Regions from separate parts of the Homo sapiens genome. Here region 2 is linked to region 1. The links are chromatin contacts, found by Hi-C or POLR2A ChIA-PET in ENCODE. All regions are on one chromosome and are shown on one strand. The core of a region is the stretch at or near the end of the contact, and the rest is flanking DNA. Distances in the headings are between cores, read along the strand shown.

What was found. Hi-C counts contacts between places; a loop is a spot of excess contacts on that map. ChIA-PET counts read pairs that join two places held with the same protein, here RNA polymerase II (POLR2A). Pooled maps may share reads with other maps.
Region 2: a loop to region 1 is called in a pooled map, with 2.7 times the contacts of the local background. The contact joins the promoter of LINC02175 here to the enhancer-like site in region 1. A Hi-C loop is called at or near these places in 6 of 168 maps with a recorded cell type or tissue (cardiac septum, gastrocnemius medialis, heart left ventricle and 2 more) and 11 of 50 pooled maps. POLR2A ChIA-PET finds 5 or more read pairs at or near these places in 5 of 52 experiments (Caco-2, GM12878, MCF 10A and 2 more).

What each region holds. Positions count from the first base shown.
Region 1 is chr16:24,973,089-24,978,289 of GRCh38, forward strand. It overlaps ARHGAP17 (Rho GTPase activating protein 17), which reads right to left. Exons shown (of 20, transcript NM_001006634.3): 3 at 4,127-4,231. Among named protein-coding and RNA genes, the nearest start is that of ARHGAP17, 40 kb to the right of the region's middle. Within about 2 kb of position 2,488, at least 6 of the 41 ENCODE cell types and tissues checked have a DNase peak (open chromatin) inside an H3K27ac peak, as active enhancers do; they include GM12878 and gastrocnemius medialis, where a contact is called at or near this core.
Region 2 is chr16:25,063,368-25,068,509 of GRCh38, forward strand. It overlaps LINC02175 (long intergenic non-protein coding RNA 2175), which reads left to right and starts at 3,520. Exons shown (of 2, transcript NR_135197.1): 1 at 3,520-4,279; 2 at 4,412-5,142. RefSeq lists a silencer at 3,423-3,812.

The DNA.
Region 1 (5,201 bases), core at 1,238-3,737:
CCTCCCAAAGTGCTGAGATTACAGGAGTGCAGCACCATGCCTGGCCAGGGATGAATTTTAAATGCTCTAAAGACTTAATTTGTAAAATGCATGCCAATCGCACAAAAAGAAATAATTCTCTAATCTAATAATCTATCTTATCTGACCCACGACAGTTCTGCCATGTCAATGGTGGCTGGGCTGCAAAGGTCACCTGCCTCATGTCTCTCTCTTCCCTTCTATTCTTGCCTCTTCCCATGCAGGAAGCATGTTATGAGGCCTTTGGGAGGTTCCTCCTGTGTTTTCTAGAGCCCTGGAGACTGCTGCAATTTTCTCCATATTAGTCTTCTCTCACCATTGTTGTGGTAACTCCTCTTCCCAAGTGCAAAGTGTAGGCATCCTCAAAGCCCTGTCTTTGGCACTTTCGTTTGACGTTGGAAAAGGAAAGCTAAAGCATTAGGTTTCAGAAATGAGGGCCAAGCACTTTGCCCCAGCTGCCTGGAATATTCCCACCACCTGCCACTAATTTCCCTCCTTTATAGGGCAGACACCACCTCCTCCAGGAAGCCTCACCTAACTACCTCCCTCTTCCTCTGGTACCCATTCTGGGCCCCCCATAAAACCCTGTGCATGTTTTATTGAGCATCTTGTTTTATAATGATCCATTTGTATGTATCTCCCCCATGAGACCATGAAAACTTACATTTCATTCATTTTATATCTCCAGCACTTGTACACAGTAGGTGTTTGATAAATATTTGTTTCTATTGAATATATGTCTTGGACTGCGTCTCAAGGAAGACAACAGGAACTAGATAGAACTGTGAGGGACAGTGACATATTTGGGGACTGGTGAGTGTTATGTGGCTGGCACAGGGTGTGAACGGGAAGCAGCAGGAGACAATGAAGCTGATAAGGAGAAATGGAATCAGCTGAGAAAGGGCTTAAGTCATCTAAAGAGTGTGGACTTTATCCCAGGCAATGGGAACCAGCCAGTGTCCCTCAGAAGAAGCACTTCTAACATTAAGATACTTCCTGTGTGGAACTATTTCACCAGGCACTACAAAACATTTAGCATCTTGGCCAGGCACGGAGGCTCACGCCTATAACCCCAGCACTTCGGGAGGCCGAGGAGGGAGGATCACTTGAGGTCAGGAGTTGGAAACCAGCCTGGTCAACATGGTGAAATCCTGTCTCTACTAAAAATACAAAAATTAGCCAGGCTTGGTGGCGTGCACCTGTAGTCCCAGCTACTCGGGAGGCTGAGGTGGGAGAATCGTTTGAACCGGGTGGTGGAGGATGCAGTGAGCCGGGATCAACCACTGCGCTCCAGCCTGGGCGACACAGCAAGATTCCATCTCAAAAAACAAACAAACAAACAAAAAATGCTTAGCATCTCGGTTCACCCTCCAAATGCCAGTGGTGCCTGCCAGTCCCTGTGATGACCGAACTGTCTCTACACATTTCCATATGCCCCCAGGGGTGTAATTCTGGTCCCTGTTAAGAACCACTGAGCCAAGATTTTTTTTTTTAGGCAGGAGGATAATAGGGTTGATTTGTGTTTCAGGAAATTGACTCTGGTGATCAGGTTGAAGACAGACTGGAAAGGAAATTACAGACAGGAAATGTAGCTCAGGAGGTGACTACAACAGTCCAGGTGAGAGGGAGTCAGGTCTTGCATTAAGGCCAAGGTGGTAGAGATGCAATGGAGATGAGCAATTTAAAATATTCACAGAGAGAAATCAAAGGACTTTCTAATTAGGCAGTTATGGGGTTTGGAGGATAAAATAAAAGCGAGGCCCAGCACAGTAGCTCATGCCTGTAATCCCAACACTTTGAGAGGCCAAGGCGGGAGAACTGCTTGAGCCCAGGAGTTCAAGACCAGCCTGGGCAACAGATGAGACCTCATCTCTACTACGAAAAAAACAAACAAACAATTAGCCAGGCTTGGTGGCGCAAGCCTGTAGTCCCAGCTACTTAAAGGTTGAGGTCGAAGGATGGCTTGAGCCCAGGAGGTTAATGTTGCAATGGGCCGGGATCGTGCCACTACACTCCAGCACGGACAACAGAGTGAGACCCTGTCTTGAAAATAAAAAATAACAAGGAATATAAGAAAGCCCCCCAGTTTCCAGCCTGCATAAAAGGGTGGATGGAATTCAGAGAGTCAACACAGAAGGAAGAACTGATCATGCATGCTAGAATAGACATCTAAGAGAGGAAGTTTTTTGCTTGGTTGAAAATGGCTTAGAAGTCACTGGCATAAACACATCAGTTAGAAGCCATAAGAACAGAGGAGGTGGCCCAGAGAATATGACTTGGAGAATAAGAGAAGCAGAGAACTTAATGAAACAATGTGAAAAGGGTAAGCAGAGCAGAAGAAGGCAACAGAAGGACAAGGAGCTCCAGGAAGCAGAACCAGTAGGCTGGGTCTGGTTCCGAGGGACAGAGCTTTGAGGCAAGTGTGGAAGCATAGGTGTATGCAAACTTCCATTCCTATGACAGACATGATTGCAGAATCCTCACTGTTGTGCAAGAGTGGAAAAACCCTGCTGCCAGGGTGCCCCATAAAAGTCTGTAGGAAACATAAAAGGGTAACACAGATCATCTGCATACTATTAATAGTTCTCACTTTTGAGACACCTGGTGACAATACACCAAATCATAGCTTCCCTGTGTGTCACCGAAACTGTCACTTCAATGTTGCATGGGGTCTAAGGTTTACCGCATGCTCATAAGCTGGGGACTTGTAAAAGCAAGGATGGAACTCCCTCATGAACAAAGGCTGCTGTGCTCCACTGGCTCTACCTAGGAACTGAACGCTCTGAACAAGTGGACCTTGGAAAAGACACCGGATGGCTCTCCTAGAGTCCATCCCTCTTCCTCTCTATACTAGTATCCTGATTTTTCTCAGGGATCTACCCTGGCCTTGATAAAGTCTATGAGCTAGGAGTAGGACCACAGCCCATGCTCTAGGTCTGGGCCAAACTAACTTAAACCAATCGGCACATCCCATCTCCTCACCCCACCTCACCCCCTATCCATGGTAACTAGGGTGGAACAGAAACAGTCAAAAACGGGGAATGTAACTCCACACAAATCAATGCAATGGAACGCGCTTTCAATCTGCCAAGAGCTTGGAAAAAGCAGCTTTCTCACTCCATCAAGAAAAACTACTGGGGCCAAGTATGGTGGCTCATGCCTGTAATTCCAGCACTTTGGAAGGCCCAGGTGGGAGGACTGCTTGAGGCCAGGAGTTCTACATCAGCCTAGGTAACAAAGCAAGATCCCCATCTCTACAAAAAAATTTAAAAAATTAGCCAGGCATGGTGGTGTGTACTGTGGTCTCAGCTGCTTGGGAGACTGAAGCAGGAGGATCTCTTGAGCCCAGGAGTTTGAGGCTGCAGTGAGCTGTGACTGTACTACCACACTACAGCCTGGGTCATGGAGTGAGACCCTGTCAGGAAAGAAAAGAAAAGAAAGAGAAGAGAAGGGAAAGGAAAGGGGAAAGGGGAAAGGGAAGGGAAGCAAAAAGAAAAGAAAAAAGAAAAAGAGGCGAGAGGGGAGGGGAGGGGAACTACTGGGAGAGAGGCTCTCTACTCCCACTGGCCACACTCAAGGAACAAGCAGCCCATAGAAGCTGCCAATAGCCAACTTGCCATCATGAGGATGCCTGTCTAGGGACAAAGCAGACACTGAGGGCACAGGAGAGAGAAGGAAAGAAACTGGGTTTTTCATTACATTACTAAAATGTTAGATAAACCCTGACCTCAAGTCCATCCCAACCTCTGGACTTTTCAGTTAGCAAACCAATACATTACTTCTACTTCAATGTCAATTTAAGACAGGCTTTCCGCTTTCTGCCAGCAAAAGATGCATAACCGACACAGCCATTCTCTTATCAATGACACATGATCGTGGAGCTTTTAAAAGCACCTGGAGAAGATTCCGTGTAAGGAGGGCTTCCAGCCCAGCGATGTCTTAAACACAAAAGAATGCTATGGTCACGCAGGTGTCATGAGCGTGCTTGGTGATAGAAGTCACCAAAGGCTGATCCACTGATGCCACTTAGGACAACCAACCAATCCAGGGGTTGAAAAGCCTCAGAGAGACGCAGGAACTGTGGGTCTGAGTCACATCTGATACTCACGTGTCTCCTCTCGGCATCGGTGCCATGCTGGCCCTGGAAACATGCCACCAAGCGCTTATGGGAATGGTGGCATATTGACCGCACCGTGTCCAGGCGTCTCTCAATCTGACAAGGCAGAGACAAAAGAGAACAAATTCATCCTCTTTCTTTTGTGGTGTCTGCATGCTGGTAGGAAAAGCATGGCTGAATCTACATGCAGGGAAAAGGGATGATCTTGGCTACACCTTGCTATCACACTGAGTGGCGCCAGTCAGTTTACACACTACAGCACCAGAAAAGCACCAGGTTGGACCAGGCAGAAATGAAAATGAATGATCCGGGCCCAGACCCACTGCCAACTGGAAAAAACCAGAGATGCCAAAGAGCTCTCTCCAGTTCATGGCAACTGAGCCTTCCACACAATGTACATCAGACAGAAGCAGCAAAATAAACGTTCCACAATTTAACTGCAAGATCTGTGTTTTCAAAATTATTCCTTATTGGGTTTGGGGTGTGTGTGTGTGTGTTTTAAATAAACCTCTAAAGCAGAATGGACAGTCAGCAATAAGAAACACTGACTTAGGGGACCCACGCATCATAAGCAGCTTCCCAAAATACTATTGCTAGAATATGGCTGTTTATGGCAAAGAGAGCCGCTTTTTACAGGAAGGAATGCCAAAAATGTGTATTCTGATGACTCATGAAGAATGAGAGCAGGCCCTTTGGGATGCTTTCTATTTTAAAGATAAATCAACAAATTCAAAACAGAATACATTTGACCCCAAACCATTTTACGCATCGAGATGGTCTGTGCCTCTTTCTCAAAAGGGCAGCGTTTCTTCAGATCCAAGCCCATAGCCCCAGGACTCAGGGCTGGCAGGCAATGGGAGATTTAGGAGCAGATTCCACATTACCTTCCCCAAATCTTGCAATGACCAGATTTTCAAACATTAGAAAACTAATCCACATTCATTTGCCACCAGAGAAAAGCAAAAAATGAACAAATTCCATGATTTAATTTTGATTCCAATTTCCACTAGAATGTAAACTCCACAAGGACAGAAGCCTGGATCTGTTTTGTTCACTGATTTCTCCC
Region 2 (5,142 bases), core at 2,270-4,769, 91 kb after region 1:
AAACCCAGGTCATGTCAGTTCCTCACTTCAAATCCCTCAGGATAAAACTTGTACTCAAAAAATAAATAAGATAATTTCACCTATTGCTTAACATAGAAAATGGGAGCCCTCAGAATGAGACTCCCTTAACTTCCCCCAAGAAACTTAACCATCCTTTTTCACTGTTACAGTTGTGAATGTCCTCCAGTAACGACCACCAGAAACACTCTGTAGTCAAGCAAGTTTGGTTTATTACTTGTTGCAAGGAGGGAAGACTCACACCATGAGGAACATATCAGTAAGAGGATGTTAGATCTTTATAATTTGGGCTTTGGCTGGGTGATTTGGGGGAGCTTCCACGATTCACTGTGTGAAAGCCTGTCCAGAAATCTCTCCTGCTACCCCTCCTGACCCTATATCAGGTTCACCTAACATGCAGTTCTACTGCAGACTCCATGCCTCTGCTCACGCTGTTTTCTTCTGCCGGGCAAACCCTTATCGATCTCTTTAAGGCTCACCTCCTCCACTGTGAAAAACAGAAAAGCAAAACTGACTTCTAGGAGCTTGCCTGGTGCTGTGAGCCAGGCCGTATGTTTTTGGAAGCTGGCTGGTGCCCACAACAAGGCCATGTTGTTCTCCTATTGGACATAAACAATCATGCAGACCACTCACACAAGGACACTCTGCAGTGGTGATGATAGGAGATGACACGAGACCACGTCATCATTCTGTGTAAGGACAAAAGCAAGGTCACTGTGCCACCCACAGAATACCAGACATTCCCTTCTCCCAGCTGATAGGAGTGACTGTGGCTTCTTTACACATTGTAGCTTTAGCCCTACTCCAGCCAAACCTCTTTCTAGAAAAGATACCGCTACCGGATGATAGAATTTTCCTACCTCCTATCAGCACTCGATCCAGAGCAAACCCCTGGACCCTCCCCCAAATCACCCAGCCAAAGCCCAGATCCTAAAGGTCTAACATCCTCTTACTGATAGGCTCCTCATGGTGTGAGTCTTCCCTCCTTGCAACAAGTAATAAACCCAACTTGCTTAACTACAAAGTGTTTCATGTGGTCTTTACTGGAGGACATTCACAACTGTAAGAGTAAAAAAGGATGGTTAAGTTTCTTGGGGAAGTTAAGGGAGTCTCATTCTGAGGGCTCCCATTTTCTATGTTAAGCAATAGGTGAAATTATCTTCTTTCTTTATTTTTTGAGATGAGGTCTCACTCTGTCACCCAGGCTGGAGCCCAGCAGCGTGAATATGGCTCAATGCAGCCTTGACCTCCTAGCCTCAAGTGGTCCTCCCACCTCAGCCTCCCATGGAACTGGGACCACAGGCTCTCATCACCATACCTGGCTAATTTATATATTTTTTTTGTAGAGATAGGGCCTTACCATCTTACCCAGGCTGGTCTCGAACCTCTGGCTCAAGCAATCCTCCCATCTTGGCCTCCCAAAGTGCTGGGATTACAGGCGTGAACCACTATGCCACAGTTGAGTTTAGAATGTTTATTTAAAATCTTGTGACACTGAACTCAATGACTAGTTCTCGGAAAACTTACTTTTTAATAGTGTATTGTGGTGTAAGGCCTGAAATTAGGATTCATATCAAATTCTGTCTTTACATCCATTTAAATCAAGAGGGCCTCAAATGGCTGAACTCCAAGCCTCGCTCCCTGTCTGCTTCCGCAGATGAAATTCTCTGGCTAAACACTCTCCTTATTTTAGGGATCAGACACAGAGCCTGCTTATCCCCAAACAGTAGGCTTCAGTTCCCTGCCAGCTCAAGGACGAATTATTCAGACAAGCCAGTCACACCCTCCCGTGGGAACCAGGGCTCACTCTGCACTTTTGTTACTACAAAGCCTGCCTCCAGCAGCCCCTCCTTGTTACCGTGTTCCGGAGTGTAGCCTCCACATTGCCCTGCATAGTGTGCAGGGTCCTTCTCCCCTGGACTGGAGTATCTGTGACCAGTCAGCTGCTGTTGATTGCATCCGTCCTGCATCAAGTGTTGTGTGTTCGGCCATCCCCGTATCTCTGGGGGTGGGGACAGGGGCGGGGGCAGGAGCGTGGGGGGAAGGAATCCCTCTTTCATCAATGGAGTAAAGAGTGTGAATAAAACGATTGGCATCACAAACAGTGTGGCCCATCCTTGATTGAGGACCCCTGGTTAGCTTTAACTAGCTGCTCCTTTACTAAGTAGCTGGTTTTGTTTGTTTGTTTATTTATTTATTTAGAGACGGAGTCTTGCTCTGTCTCCCGGGCTGGAGTGCAGTGGCGCGATCTCAGCTCACTGCAACCTCCTCCTCCCGGGTTCAAGCGATTCTCCTGCCCCAGCCTCCCAAGTAGCTAGGACTACAGGCGCCCACCACCACACCAGGCTAATTTTTGTATTTTTAGTAGAGACGGGGTTTCACCATACTGGCCAGGTTGGTCTTGAACTCCTAGACCTTGTGATCCACCCACTTCAGCCTCCCAAAGTGCTGGGATTACAGGAGTGAGCCACCGTGCCCGGCCTAAGTAGCTGGTTTTATAAGGCGGCCAGGACTATTGAGAACATCACTGCCAGTTGCTGGCCAGCTTGCCCTTCAGCTAATGAGTTTTGTTATCTCAGTAGGTGTTGCCACTTCTTCCCACCCTGACGAACGTTAATGGACTGTATCTCCTTGTGAGGTCCCATCAGGTGTGGCCCGTGTCGGCCAGGTGGTTTCCCAGGCTCCCACCTGGGGGCAGCAGCAACACGACATCCTAACGGGTGGGTGCCTGAGTTCCACTAGAGTGAGGCTAGACTCTGTGGTCTTTGGTCTAGCCTCATGACCATCGCTCCATCACCGGCTGCTTGGGACAGCCAGGCAGACACTGTTTGGGAAAGTGTTCCAGCATAGTCCTGTGGATAACCCTTTTTCCTTTCCCCAAACACCAGGGTTTTTGGAACCATCACCTGGGAAGATTTAGGAATGGCTCCCTGGTGGTCTCCTAACAGCCTAAAGACCCCATGGGCTTTTCTTGGCGGTGTTGCTTATCTGCATGCCAAAGGACCAATCCTGTGGGCAAGGGGCTCGATGGCCCCACCTGGACCCTAGACAAAATGAACGTACTAGGGGGATCCCAGCACTGAAGATTTGCCTGGCCTTCCTGGGGGAGCAGTATGGCCGCCCACGGAGCCGGCTGCTGGTCTCCCTTTCCCATAACCTCCCGGAAGATCCACACCACGAATGATCTGATGGGGACAAAAACCCCGGGACTCGAGGGACCGTTGCGGCGGACCCTTAAAACACCTGGCAATCCCATTAAATTGAAACATGGTACATATTTTGCTCTTCTAGTTTTGGCTAATACGTTCTATTTAAAGGGTCTCCCAGCCACAGTTTGCCAGCGGGCAGGCGGCGCCGCAGGAAGTGACCGGGCAAGAACGGGGGTCGCCGCCCAGCTCGGCCTTCTGGTCTCTGCGCCCTCGGCCTGGGGCTCCAGGCCACAAGGGGAGGCCGTGCTGGGCGGGCCCGAAGGGGGTGGGCGGGGCCCCGGAAGAGACGTGGGGGCGGGGCCAACGGACCGCGGAGGCGGAGCCGCTACAGTCTGGGCGCTGGAGCGGTGGGAGCAGCGCTCGTCCGCCGTTGGGGCCCCCAGCCCGCGCGCGTGAAGCAGCTAGCCGACCAAGCCCCGGAAGGCGAGTGCCGGAGGGGGCGGGACAGCTCCTCCGGGGCCAGCGGGCACCAGGCTTGGGGGCTGAGGCCCAGCGGCCCGAGACCAACTGGGCTGACCGAGGCCGCCTCCCCGCCAGCCCTGGGGTCCACTGCCCGGGGAGCAGCTCCCTTCCCAGGTCAGACTCGGGCTTCATCCTCTCTTGCCGCGCGCCGAGCGGTTTTCAACTCTCACTGCTAGAATTCCTCCAACCACCCAGGATAGCAGGACCGAGATACATGGCCACCCATGACCCGGAGCGTCCACTTCCAGGGACAGGCAGTGGTGATTGGCTTCGGTTGTCATCTGTGCCATCTGTCCATGGTTCGAGAAGCTGCTGTTCACGTTTTGGGGAGGATCATGGTTTGAGGGCTCCCGTGGTAGAATTTGGGGAGCTCTCATAGGCAGAAGGCTGAGAAAAGTTGGTGCTGTGGGAAGTCAACTGGCAGCCGATGGAGTCGGGACCCGGGAGGAATGGAAAGGGAACCCAGATAGGAAGCTACTGCAGTAGGCTCAGAGAGGTGATGACGGCAGGGCTAAGACAGCGGCCTTGGGCGGTGACTGGGAAGAACGTTGAACACCGTGTTTGGGCTGAAGAAAAGAGCAAGGGAAGAGGTGAGGAACTTCAGGTGAGGGTTGATGTAGATGTTACTTACACAGGTAACAGACATTCTTCACCTTTTCATTGTTTTACAATGATTCATTCTCTCTCTCTCTAACATATAATTGTGATATTTTCACCTGTAGTCCCAGCTGCTCTGGAGTTTGAGGCAGGAGGATGGCTTGAACCCAAGAGGTGGAGGCTGAAGTGAGCCAAGATCGCGCCACTGCACTCCAGCCTGGGCGACAGGGCAAAACCCTGTCTCTAAAAAGAACTTTTTAAAAAAGCACCTGTAGATTTAAGCACATAATAACTACACTTTTGTCTGTTTTATTATGATATCAAAGTTAAATTTATGATGAATGACTAACTGGACAAAACTGAGAGCAACCACCACAGAGGTGAATATACTGAATGTATAACACTCTCTAATAATTTTAAGAACTCCGCTCTAATGAGCAGATATCACAGAAAGAGACTTTTCAGATGAAATACCGATGACCAGGAAATCTGTGAGACCATTTTAAAAAATTCGAAGTCATTGAAGAAATGCAAAGCTTCCAGGCTCCACTTTTCACTGATGAAATTGGCAGAGTTTGGGACAATGAGATGTTGCTGTCCCGGGAGTGCGGATGGGGCTGTGTCCTGTGATGGCGGTGGGCACTGGCACTCTTGTCCAGAAAGACATTCACCACTGTGGTTCAAGAAGCACCTCAAAGGTCTTCACCTTGGTCCCTTGTCCACCTCTGCCCGCGGTCTCTCCTCCTTTCAGCCTCCTCTTTCCCACACAGTCCCTCCCGCCCTGGCTTGGTCCCCTTTCTTCTGACTGGGTCAGGCATGTGGGTGACTCTTTGACTTCCAAGGCTCTGTCTACTTG